3 separate regions of the Homo sapiens genome follow, and all the other regions are linked to region 2. A link is a contact called in ENCODE Hi-C or POLR2A ChIA-PET data. All regions are on one chromosome and are shown on one strand. Each heading gives the region's core, a stretch centred on a gene start or an enhancer-like site at or near the end of the contact. The rest is flanking DNA. Distances are from core to core; before and after follow the strand shown. Region 1 overlaps CHST11 (carbohydrate sulfotransferase 11). Region 2 overlaps CHST11 (carbohydrate sulfotransferase 11). Region 3 overlaps CHST11 (carbohydrate sulfotransferase 11).

What was found. Hi-C counts contacts between places; a loop is a spot of excess contacts on that map. ChIA-PET counts read pairs that join two places held with the same protein, here RNA polymerase II (POLR2A). Pooled maps may share reads with other maps.
Region 1: a pooled map shows a loop between it and region 2 (8-fold over the local background). The contact joins two enhancer-like sites. A Hi-C loop is called at or near these places in 3 of 37 single-sample maps with no recorded cell type and 9 of 50 pooled maps. POLR2A ChIA-PET finds 5 or more read pairs at or near these places in 5 of 52 experiments (Panc1, activated CD4-positive, alpha-beta T cell, activated CD4-positive, alpha-beta memory T cell and 1 more).
Region 3: a map of CD4-positive, alpha-beta memory T cell shows a loop between it and region 2 (5-fold over the local background). The contact joins two enhancer-like sites. A Hi-C loop is called at or near these places in 1 of 168 maps with a recorded cell type or tissue (CD4-positive, alpha-beta memory T cell), 1 of 37 single-sample maps with no recorded cell type and 8 of 50 pooled maps. POLR2A ChIA-PET finds 5 or more read pairs at or near these places in 1 of 52 experiments (common myeloid progenitor, CD34-positive).

What each region holds. Positions count from the first base shown.
Region 1 is chr12:104,693,703-104,697,066 of GRCh38, forward strand. The region is part of intron 2 of CHST11 (carbohydrate sulfotransferase 11); the gene reads left to right. Among named protein-coding and RNA genes, the nearest start is that of MIR3922, 100 kb to the left of the region's middle. RefSeq lists an enhancer at 2,020-2,159. Within about 2 kb of position 2,074, at least 8 of the 41 ENCODE cell types and tissues checked have a DNase peak (open chromatin) inside an H3K27ac peak, as active enhancers do.
Region 2 is chr12:104,603,322-104,606,491 of GRCh38, forward strand. The region is part of intron 2 of CHST11 (carbohydrate sulfotransferase 11); the gene reads left to right. Among named protein-coding and RNA genes, the nearest start is that of MIR3922, 13 kb to the left of the region's middle. RefSeq lists enhancers at 182-809, 810-1,436, 1,858-2,445, 2,446-3,033. Within about 2 kb of position 1,375, at least 34 of the 41 ENCODE cell types and tissues checked have a DNase peak (open chromatin) inside an H3K27ac peak, as active enhancers do.
Region 3 is chr12:104,718,771-104,721,952 of GRCh38, forward strand. The region is part of intron 2 of CHST11 (carbohydrate sulfotransferase 11); the gene reads left to right. Among named protein-coding and RNA genes, the nearest start is that of MIR3922, 130 kb to the left of the region's middle. RefSeq lists enhancers at 1,588-1,677, 1,736-2,364, 2,338-2,387. Within about 2 kb of position 1,866, at least 21 of the 41 ENCODE cell types and tissues checked have a DNase peak (open chromatin) inside an H3K27ac peak, as active enhancers do.

The DNA.
Region 1 (3,364 bases), core at 824-3,323, 91 kb after region 2:
GCTTCCTGGAGGAGGCGACAACTAAGATGAGATTGATGGATAAGTAGGAGTTAGCCAAAGTGAAGTACATAGTGGTGAGAGCTGAGATGGAATGGATACCAAGGCCTCAATCTAGAGATTAGGCCTCTGGGCTCGGGCACACCCCTACTCTCTGGGACCGCTTATATAAAATGAGATACAGTTTACATCAAGGATCTGTCACTTTTTCTTAAAAAGTCAGATAGTAAATATTTTAGATTCTGTGGGCCAAGAGGCAATATCAAGGATATTACATAGGAACTTGTATAGTTACTTAAAACAAAACCATGTAAAAATATGAAAATTATTCTTAGCTCCAGGACCATATTAAAACAGGCAGCTAACTGGATTTGGCCCGCACATTTATCTCAAAGTTTGTGGTCTTACCCAGCTTTATGGCATATCTATTCATCAGAAAGCTTTGCCAGGTATTGTATAGACCATGGGGCAGGGGGTAGCTTGTATCATGGACGTACCTACATTAAAAGCCCCCAAGAGCCAGCAAAAACCCATATTCAAACCTACCTCCACTCTCCAGCCGCAGTCCAGCCCCAGCCAAGCCACTTAACCTCTCTGAATCTGTTTCCTGATCCTGTGGAATGTGGGTAATAGCACTGCTTCTCAGGGCTGCTGTTAGCTGCCTTCTCATTCCTCTTACTCAGCATTCATCAAACACTTATCCTGCACTGGGCGCTGCACCAGGCCCCGGAGTTCAAAGGTGGCCAAGATGCCACTTTTGAAAAAAATGTTTTTTGAATGTGTTTTTTGGTTTTGTTTTGTTTTTGTGGTCATTTTCTTAAAAAACCTGGGTGTGGTCAAGAGCACAGCCCCCTGTTTTGACGCTGCATTAGTGGAGGGAATGAGTTTAACGAAGCGGGTGACTTCACCTGGGTCACCTGCCAGGATTCTATCTGGGGTCACAGTTACTTCAATAAAGTGAAGCAGGAACGAGGCAGAGGGGACATGGGCCTTTGTGAGAATGAACGATGGAAACTCTTTGAACTCCTGGGATAGAAAGGCCAAGCTGTCACTAGAGCTGTTCGTGATGGGAGAGTGATTAAAGCTCGTTGGAGTTTCCTGCCTTCTTCTGGCATCAGAACTTTATGCCTGCTCTGTGTTCGGAACCAGTGCAGCTCCGAGTCCTGAGCTTTGACGTGGGAATCAGATTTCCCTGGGCCTGAGTCAGATTCTGGGCCCCACAGAAGTCAGTGGCTCCCATTTGGCTGAGGGGGTTCCCACCGGACCCTTTGCTGGGTAGAAAACACAGCAGCCAAGAAAGATCTGTTGGTCCTTGAGTCAGCTGTTGAGAAATGGAGCCACAGGGGATGCTGGGGGGTTCTCCGAAGCTTGACACCCTGCCTTCAGATCCTGGCATCATCATTTGGCAGGAACACGTGTGGCCTTTCACAAGCAACAGGATTTCTTTGAGCCTCAGCTGTCCCATCTGTAAGATGGACATGGTGTTGCCTTCCCAACTGGCTTGCCCTGAGACTAAATTTGGAAATTGCCAACATTCCTCGAATGCTCCTTATGTGCCAGCTATTGTGGGGAGGGCCTCAGCTCAGCCCCCTCCAAGGCCTGATAGTTTGAAGGCACTGAGGTAGAGGTTTTGTGTCTGTTCCTAGAATTAGGCAGTTTGGTTCCAGAATCAACATCCTTAACCATTAGATGACACTGTCTGTGAAGAGAAAGAAAACTCATGAAAACACAATTCACAACACAATGAGTGTGTGTGTGTGTGTGTGTGTGTGTGTATGTGTCCTTGTGGTTTGCTTATTGAACAAGCATTTCCTGAGCACCTACTTTGTGCAAAGCCATGGAAACATAAAGATGACTAAGGCACAGTTCCCAGCTGCAAGCGGGGAGCTTCCAGACATTTCTATCTTACCTCAGAGCTAGTGATAAGAATAGGTTCCCTCACTCTCACTTCCACCCAGCATGTGCCTTAGCTTACAATTGATAGATTTTTTTAATTCTGTGACCACAGAGCTCTTTGCCAGAAATGGGGGCGGGGGAAATCCATTACCCAGAAGCGGCCCCAGCTCCCCCTTCACAGCCCTCCTTTCTTGTGGGTAGCTGGCATTGCCACGTACAGAGTAACTTGGACGTGACGCTTCACCGTGAAGTCACACTCCTGGCCTGCTGGGAACAGTGGGGCAGCCCTGGAGGAGCCAACCCGATGAATAACGTTATTGGAGGTGTCCATATAAAGAGGACCTTGTGTAAATAAATGATGTGACCCTCCCACCCCCACTTTGGCAGGGCTGCGGAGCTGAGAAAGGGAAGCACAGGAAATGTGTTTATTTTGCCTTTGCTGAGCAGTCGTTCTGAGGGTACACAATGCAACATTAAACCCCAGGGGAGCCTCCTAGGTATGTTAACTCGCCATCTGCATGCTCCCTTTGCTGTGCAAAGAGCACAGAAATGGTTTCCAAGCCTTCTGTTTGGCTCCCACCCACCCTACCTTTTTTCTTTTTTCCTTTTGTCTACTTGGGAAATTTTTGAAGATAAAGTGCAGCAGATGATATAATAAACACTTTTTACTCACCATCCTGAATTCACAAATGTAACATTGTGGCATATTTGCTTCAGATCTTTTATAGATCTGCCTATATAATAGAAATAAACCATCAGGGTCAGGCACGGTGGCTCACGCCTGTAATCGCAGCACTTTGGGAGGCTGAGGCGGGCGGATTACTTGAGGTCAGGAATTCAAGACCAGCCTGGCCAACATGGTGAAACCCCGACTCTGCTAAAAATACAAAAAAAAAAAAAAAAAAAAAAAAACATAGCTGGGCGTGGTGGTGCACACCTGTACACCTGTACTCCCAGCTACATGGGAGGCTGAGGCAGGAGAATTGCTTGAACCGGGAAGGCAGAGGTTGAAGTGAGCCGAGATCACGGTACTGCACTCCAGCCTGAGCAACAGAGTGAGACTCGGTCTCAAAAAAAGAATAAAATAAAATAAACAAACCATCACCAAGGTAGAAATCTCTTTTGAATCTCCTCTTCTCCCCTTCATCCCTGCCTCTCAACCTCTTATGAATTTACAATATAAATTCCAGTGTTTGTTTTATACTGTGACTCCTATATCTGGACCCAGATACAATATGCAACACAGGTTTATGTTTTCATAATTTATGTAGGTGCTATCATACTGAATATATTACTCTTCAATTTGCCTGTTCTGTACAACTATGTGTTTTGATGTCCAGCCCTGTGGATCCCTCAGTCTGTTCCAATTACTGTATCATGTTCCATCATATGATTATATTGCATTCTATTTATGTATCTACCTATAGGTAGACAGATAAATTGCTTCCATTTTTTTATCATTATGAATAAC
Region 2 (3,170 bases), core at 125-2,624:
GTTCTCAGATGATTTTCTCCTTCAAAACAAAACTACTGAAACACTGCTGCAAATTTTATGGGTAACATATGGTGTCATGGGAAAAGCTATATCTGAAGTCACCGCCCCTGTGGATGGAAGGTCCATGGACTGCGTCTGTCCTGTTCACTGTTGGCTCCTCAGTACCTAACACAGGGCTCTCAAATACTTGTGATTCAAAACATGAAAGTCCAGGTTCAAATCCCGGCTTCATCTCTAACTAGTTGTGCAACCCTGAATATATGATGAGTTATCTTTAGGGGTCAGTTTTCCTACCTAAAACTCTCCCTGGAATGTTGGGAGGATGAAATAATTCTGATGTGTCAGGGGCTCTGTCAGTATGATTTGTCATTTTTGTGGTCAGGAGGGTGGCTTCCATATCAGAAGCCTTGACTTAGGAGTCAGACCTGGGTTCAAAGCCTAGTTTCATCATTTCTTAGCTATGTGACTATGGGGTGTTTACTTAACCTCTCTGAGATTTCTTTCCTTGATTTATAATGTGGCATGAGCAATACCTGCCTTGCAGTGTTGCATGTGGTGATGTGTCTTGCTTGGAGCTTCCTGTGGAGTTTGCTCCTTCATGGGTTCATTCACTCCTTTTTTTCATTCATTTCTTCATGTGCTGTTACATGTACCTAGGAACATATAGCTTAGTAGCTTAGCAGCTTAGCACTAGGCGCTGGGCACAAAAGGGTGGAGAGGGTGTGTGCTTAGCCTTTTGTGGCTGGTAACTCTGGGCCCAGAGTTGAGGGGAATGATTTGACTGGCGAGGCAGACTCTGCTTGGTCCCATTGTAAACCAGTCATAGAAGAGATGCCTGTCCTGGGTAGGGGCCCTCTCTTCCTTCCGGTAGTGTTCTGAGCATTGTCTGGATGACAGGCCTATTGAGCAGTAGCCTGGGACTTGGGAGGGAAACTAGGGCTGGAGAGCAGCTCTGGGAGGCATTGGGGAGGGCGTAGGTGGATGAGTCACCATCCTCCCTCAAGGACGTCTTGGGCAAGTTGTCTGGCCCCATTAGCCAGCAACCAGGGAAATGTAGCTGCAGGAAAATCACCTCGTTTCCTCGGGATGTTTTTTCTTAGGCTGGTTTCCTTTACAAGCTGCAATTATGTTCCATCCCACGCAAGTTCAGTAAGTGGCACTTTTCAGAGAAACTGTCTTGGTGATCATTTGGGCTGCTGTGGGCCAGGGAGTTGAGGAGAGAAGGGAGTGAGAGCTTCTACTGAGTTTAGTTGGTTTTGTGTCCATGAGCCATTTACAAACTTTGCACCTGATTGGGCTCAGTTGCAGTTTCTTGTATTTCCCTACCAGCCAAGCTGTTGAAGCTGCTGAGCCCGGAATGATGTTATCACTGAGGCAGATGACAAACCCTCTAGTTGCTAGAAACCAAACTGCTCCCCGAGCTGGTGTTTCCGTTTTTTGTACTGACTGCTTATTTGGGCTTGATATATAATGGTGAAAACAGGAACTGTTTATTTTAGGTGATAAGAAACCAACATTATGACAAGAAGATGTCATCTTAGTTACTCTGTTACCAGTACCATAGGCCAGATACTATCTAGATGCTTATAAACATCTTATCTAATCCTTGTAATAATAAGCCCCAAGCTAGGTTTTATATCCCCATTTTATGGATGGGGGAACTGAGGCCAATAACTTCATATAACTTATCCAAGGCCACAAAACTAGTAATAAACAGAGTGAAATTCAACCCAAAAACAAACTACAAATCCAAATTTCTTTACCTCTATGCTGTCTGTACTTGCTGTTACTAGCAAAGTTCTCTTGGTGGGAGTTACCCCATCCCCTCTCCAAAAAAAAAAAAAAAAAAAAAATCAAACCCAGATTTTCACTGGACAAAGGGTTGGGAAAATTGGGAAATTTTGGCTATAATCTGGGAAAACTGGCTATAATATGGGGAAATTGGCTATAATCTGATTTGAGTGTACAGAGTTTTTTATTTTAGTGTCCAAGATTTCTTATTTTAGTGCCTTGCAAACCCCTAACCAATAAAACAACAACGGGGTCAGGAGATCGAGACCATCCTGGCTAACACGGCGAAACCCCGCCTCCACTAAAAATACAAAAAATTCTATGGGCGTGGTGGCGGGCGCCTACAGTCCCAGCTTCTCCGGAGGCTGAGGCAGGAGAATGGCGTGAGCCCGGGAGGCGGAGCTTGCAGTGGGCGGAGATTGCGCCACTGCAGTCCAGCCTGGGCGAAAGAGCCAGACTCCGTCTCAAAAAAATAAAAAATAAAAAAAAAAGTTTGGAGTTGATATTCTTAGAAAAACTGTACTCTGATGTCTTATAATTTTCCTGGTTCTCTGCTGTTTCCTTGGCCCCAAAATAAAATGTAATTGCCGATCAGATCAGCTGGAATCAAGTCACCGAAAGTTCAGGAGGTGTCAACTGCATATTTGTGGGCCGAGCACATCTGCGGGCCGCTCTGGCTCAGTTCAGAGGCACAGGGCAGAGCTGCATTGTCAGCCATTAATAGGGCCTAATTTCCCCTAAATGCCAGCTAGGGCGAGACAGCTTGTCCTTCTGCCCCGCCCACCTCCTGGTCCTCTCGTGGGTTCCCTGAAATCTTCACAACATCATCATGTGGTTCAGCCCTGCCCTGCTTGGTTCTTTCTTTAGCATTTACACTTGCTCTGTGATTACTATGTTGCAAGGGGAGAGACTCACAGCACAGGGCTGTCCGTGAATTTATAAGCGCTGAGTCTAGGAGGTTTGCATAGGGCACAGCAGATCCAATTGTTCTAGGGGTCTCTGAGGACCAAACAGTGTCCAAGGGATTTAGAGGAATTCTGGGGAACTCTCTGGGGCGGGGGGCGGGGGGGGGAATGGCTCCAGGAAAACTGAGAATGACAAGATCTTGGAGGCCCCCACTGAAATCTCTGTTACATGGTGGCGCCTCATTGGTCAAGTCTTCAGGGTGCTAAAGTAAACTTACTTCTCCATCAGTTAGACTCCAGGAAGCAGGATGAGGAGGAGGATGAGGAGGGAGAAGGAAGGTCGGAAGGAAAGAAGGATGAGAGAGAAAAAGGAAGACAAATTACTATTTACTAAATGTATAATACATGCCAGTGACCATTCTACATATTTTTCACACGTCTCATGGAATCTTTACAACAACCCGAAGAGGAAGG
Region 3 (3,182 bases), core at 616-3,115, 120 kb after region 2:
TAAACTTGGCCAGTCTCCCAGGAACTCCTTAATGAAAAATTTCATTCCGGTGGACGAGAGTGGAGTCGACACAGTCCTCATTACTGCCCAGGTCTAAATTAAACAAGACAAGGGAGGTTCTTGAGGAGCAAGGCAGAAGTTACTGAAGGCTTGAACAGTAAATTGCAGGAAAGGAGCTTCTGTCGGGGAAGGTTCTCCGACTTTCCAGGGTGCATGGAACCCCAATGCATTTCTCCTTTGGAGGATCAACGGCCACTTAGGTTGAGGGTACAGAATGGGGCACAGTAAACCCAGCCTCCTCATCCTTCCCTCTCTTGCTGGGTGAGGGCTGGGCTGCAGGCGCGGCCCCCAGGACTCTGCCTTGGTGGCTATGGTTCCAGAATGGTGACGCCCGGAAGCAGACACTCCGCAACGTACTGTCTTCTAGGCTGACAGCTCTTGCCTCCCCAGCTTGAATACATGCTCAGTGGGCCAGGGTTGAGTTCTGGAGTCCCCATGTCCCTTTGTAGTGACACCAGCATCTCTTTCTAGATAAGGGGCTTGCATAAAGAAATGCCATGTTGGCTTACAAGTAGGAAATCATGTTCTTTCCCATCAATTGGATTTCTAGGTGACCACCTGAGATCCGAAGTTCTGGAAGTCAACACACCATCCACCCACGCTCCCCTTGCCCACTTCACTCTGTCTCTCTCGTGCACAGGTGCACGCACACAGGGCTCAGGCTGCAGTCCGACAGAAACATAGGCTTCCTGCCATTAATTGGAGGGCCCTGACTGCAGACACAGCATAACTATCTATTCATAGTCTTTTTTTAATTCTAAGAAATGCTGCTCTAGCTATTACCTACTTCAGGGCAAATGACTGGCTGGCGTTATCAGCATTTTTCAAGTTATAAACACCCCCTCTTAGCTGGGACCCCTCTTTATTTTCAGTGTTCTTCAGAATGAGGAGTTGGGGCATGGCCAGCCGGCCCTGGCTGTGGCATGGAGGATGGACTGGCCCTGGGCACTCAGGGAGGGGTGGCGGGGGCTGCACCCCATGGCCAGGGGACAGTTACAGGCACCACTGTCCCCAGATGCCCCAGGGAACACTGTGTCCCAGCTGCTTCTACGTAACAATCCAGGCCATGGCTTTCCTTGTCTTGCACCCATTTCCTGGAGGAAAAGCGGGAATGGTTTAGGAATGGGTCCCTGCTCCGTGGCTCCTGAGAAGAATTCCCTCTCTCCAGACTAACGCTGGTGTCCAGGCACTTTTCCGCCTTTAGATCCAAAGCTATGGAGGGGCTTGTAAACATGTTGCTTTTTGTAAATTGAATAAGTGGACTTGTCTAGTTTCGTAAACATTGCTGGCGGCATCCGGAGCCCCAAGAAGCACGCTTCCTCCTGAAACACTGCCCTGCAGGCAGGACAGCTCCCCGACTCTGGCATCAGCTGCCATGTCTTGAGAGTCTACTGTGTGCCAAGCATTTTACCTGCAGAGTCTAATTTTATCCTCAATCTTATGCAGTGGGTACCAGGATTTTCCCTTTTTACAGATGAAGAAACTGGAATTGAGGAAGGCCGAGTTGCTCCCCACAGCCTCACGATCGTGAGAGGCAGGGCTGGGACTCATGGCGTCCAAGGCGTTTGGTGCTGTGTCTCTCCCTGAGGGCTGCGTGCAGCCTCCCCTTCCAGACCCCGCACGGTATTTCCTCATCCAGGAAGACAGGACCTAGGGCTGGACGGCAGCTACACTCATGTCATGCGCTGGGAGGGTCTCCCGGGGTCTCCCCAGGACCACGGCCACCTACCACCCCTGTCCCCTGAAGATAAATGATCGCAGCTGCAAATTTCAAACAGTGTGACGTGCTGCGGTCGGCAGCCAAGACAAAAAACCCACAGACGTTTGGCCTTTGAGGCAGAGGAACACCACGAGCTTTCTGTTGCTTTTCTTTTGATCTGCTGTTTGATTTTAAAAAGGGGAAAAAAAAAATGGAGAGGATCAGTGAGTAGAAATCTAATTTGAAAAAAAAACAAAACAAGTTCACAAAAACAGGAAATGTCGTCTACCGTGGACCAGTCGCTGCTGCTTTGGGACTTTTAAAATGACAGCACGTCTTATAGACGCCGTTCACCTCTCCTAGTGAGCCTGGAATTCTGGGGCTCAGAGGAGCAAGGTTGAGAGGTCGTGGATGTAGGAAGGGCGGAGAAACCATCTCATGTGCCCCGCAGCGTTTGCTCCAGGGCCGGGGCTGGTCCTCGGCTAAGCTGGCTTCCTTGGTTTTTCTAAAGGAAGACTCATGACTTCCCTGAGAAATGTTTGCTTACAAAAGACTGAAACCCACCCTGTGGTGCTGAAACCAAGGGGAATTTAATGCAAGAGCAAACCCTAAAGCCAGAAGCTGGGTTTGGGCCTGGCCCCATCCCCATCCCCATCTCATCAGGCATCACAGATTTAAGGAGTAGGGCTGTGGGTCCCTGGTGCTCTCTGAGCCCTTAAGTCTCTGGTGGGGCTTATCTCTGTGTCTCTCTTTCTCTCCCACACAGATACAGACACACACAGCCACACACACACCAGAGCTACCTCAGAATGGTGCCTTCAGCATAGAGCCTTTAATCCCACATGGGTCCAGGGCCCCACTGGCTCACTGTCTCTGACCGTCTGTGCCACCTTTATGGGAAAGAGAGTCAGATCGGTTCATGTATCTCTGTGCCTCAGCTTCCTCTTCTGCAAAATAGGAATGCTAATGGTATTTCTATCCCGGAATGTCTGTGAAGGTGCCATGGGTTAGACAGTGTGCTCAACTCATTCAAACTCAGGCAAGTGTACCCCTGCGCCTGATAGAGAATGAGTGCTCAAAATGGGGTGTGACTACTGTCCTTCCTATTGTACAGCGTCCCTGGTATAAGGAGTTACGTGAACAAACGTTTTCAGAGCCACCTCAAAGAGAACACAACCAGCATAGAAAAAAAAATAGATCGTTTCACTGAAAGAACCACTATAAATACTCCATGATAAGTCAGATTTCTGGAAGATATTGTATAATTTTCAAAGCACTGCCACATACATGGCTCAGGCGATTCCCCCAATATTCTGAGATATTACTGAGACTAATAAACAAGGAAATAAGAAGTTAAGGTATTGCCTGAGGTTGCACTGTCTGCAAGTGATGGAGTTTAAACTCAGATCCACGTCCCACCTCT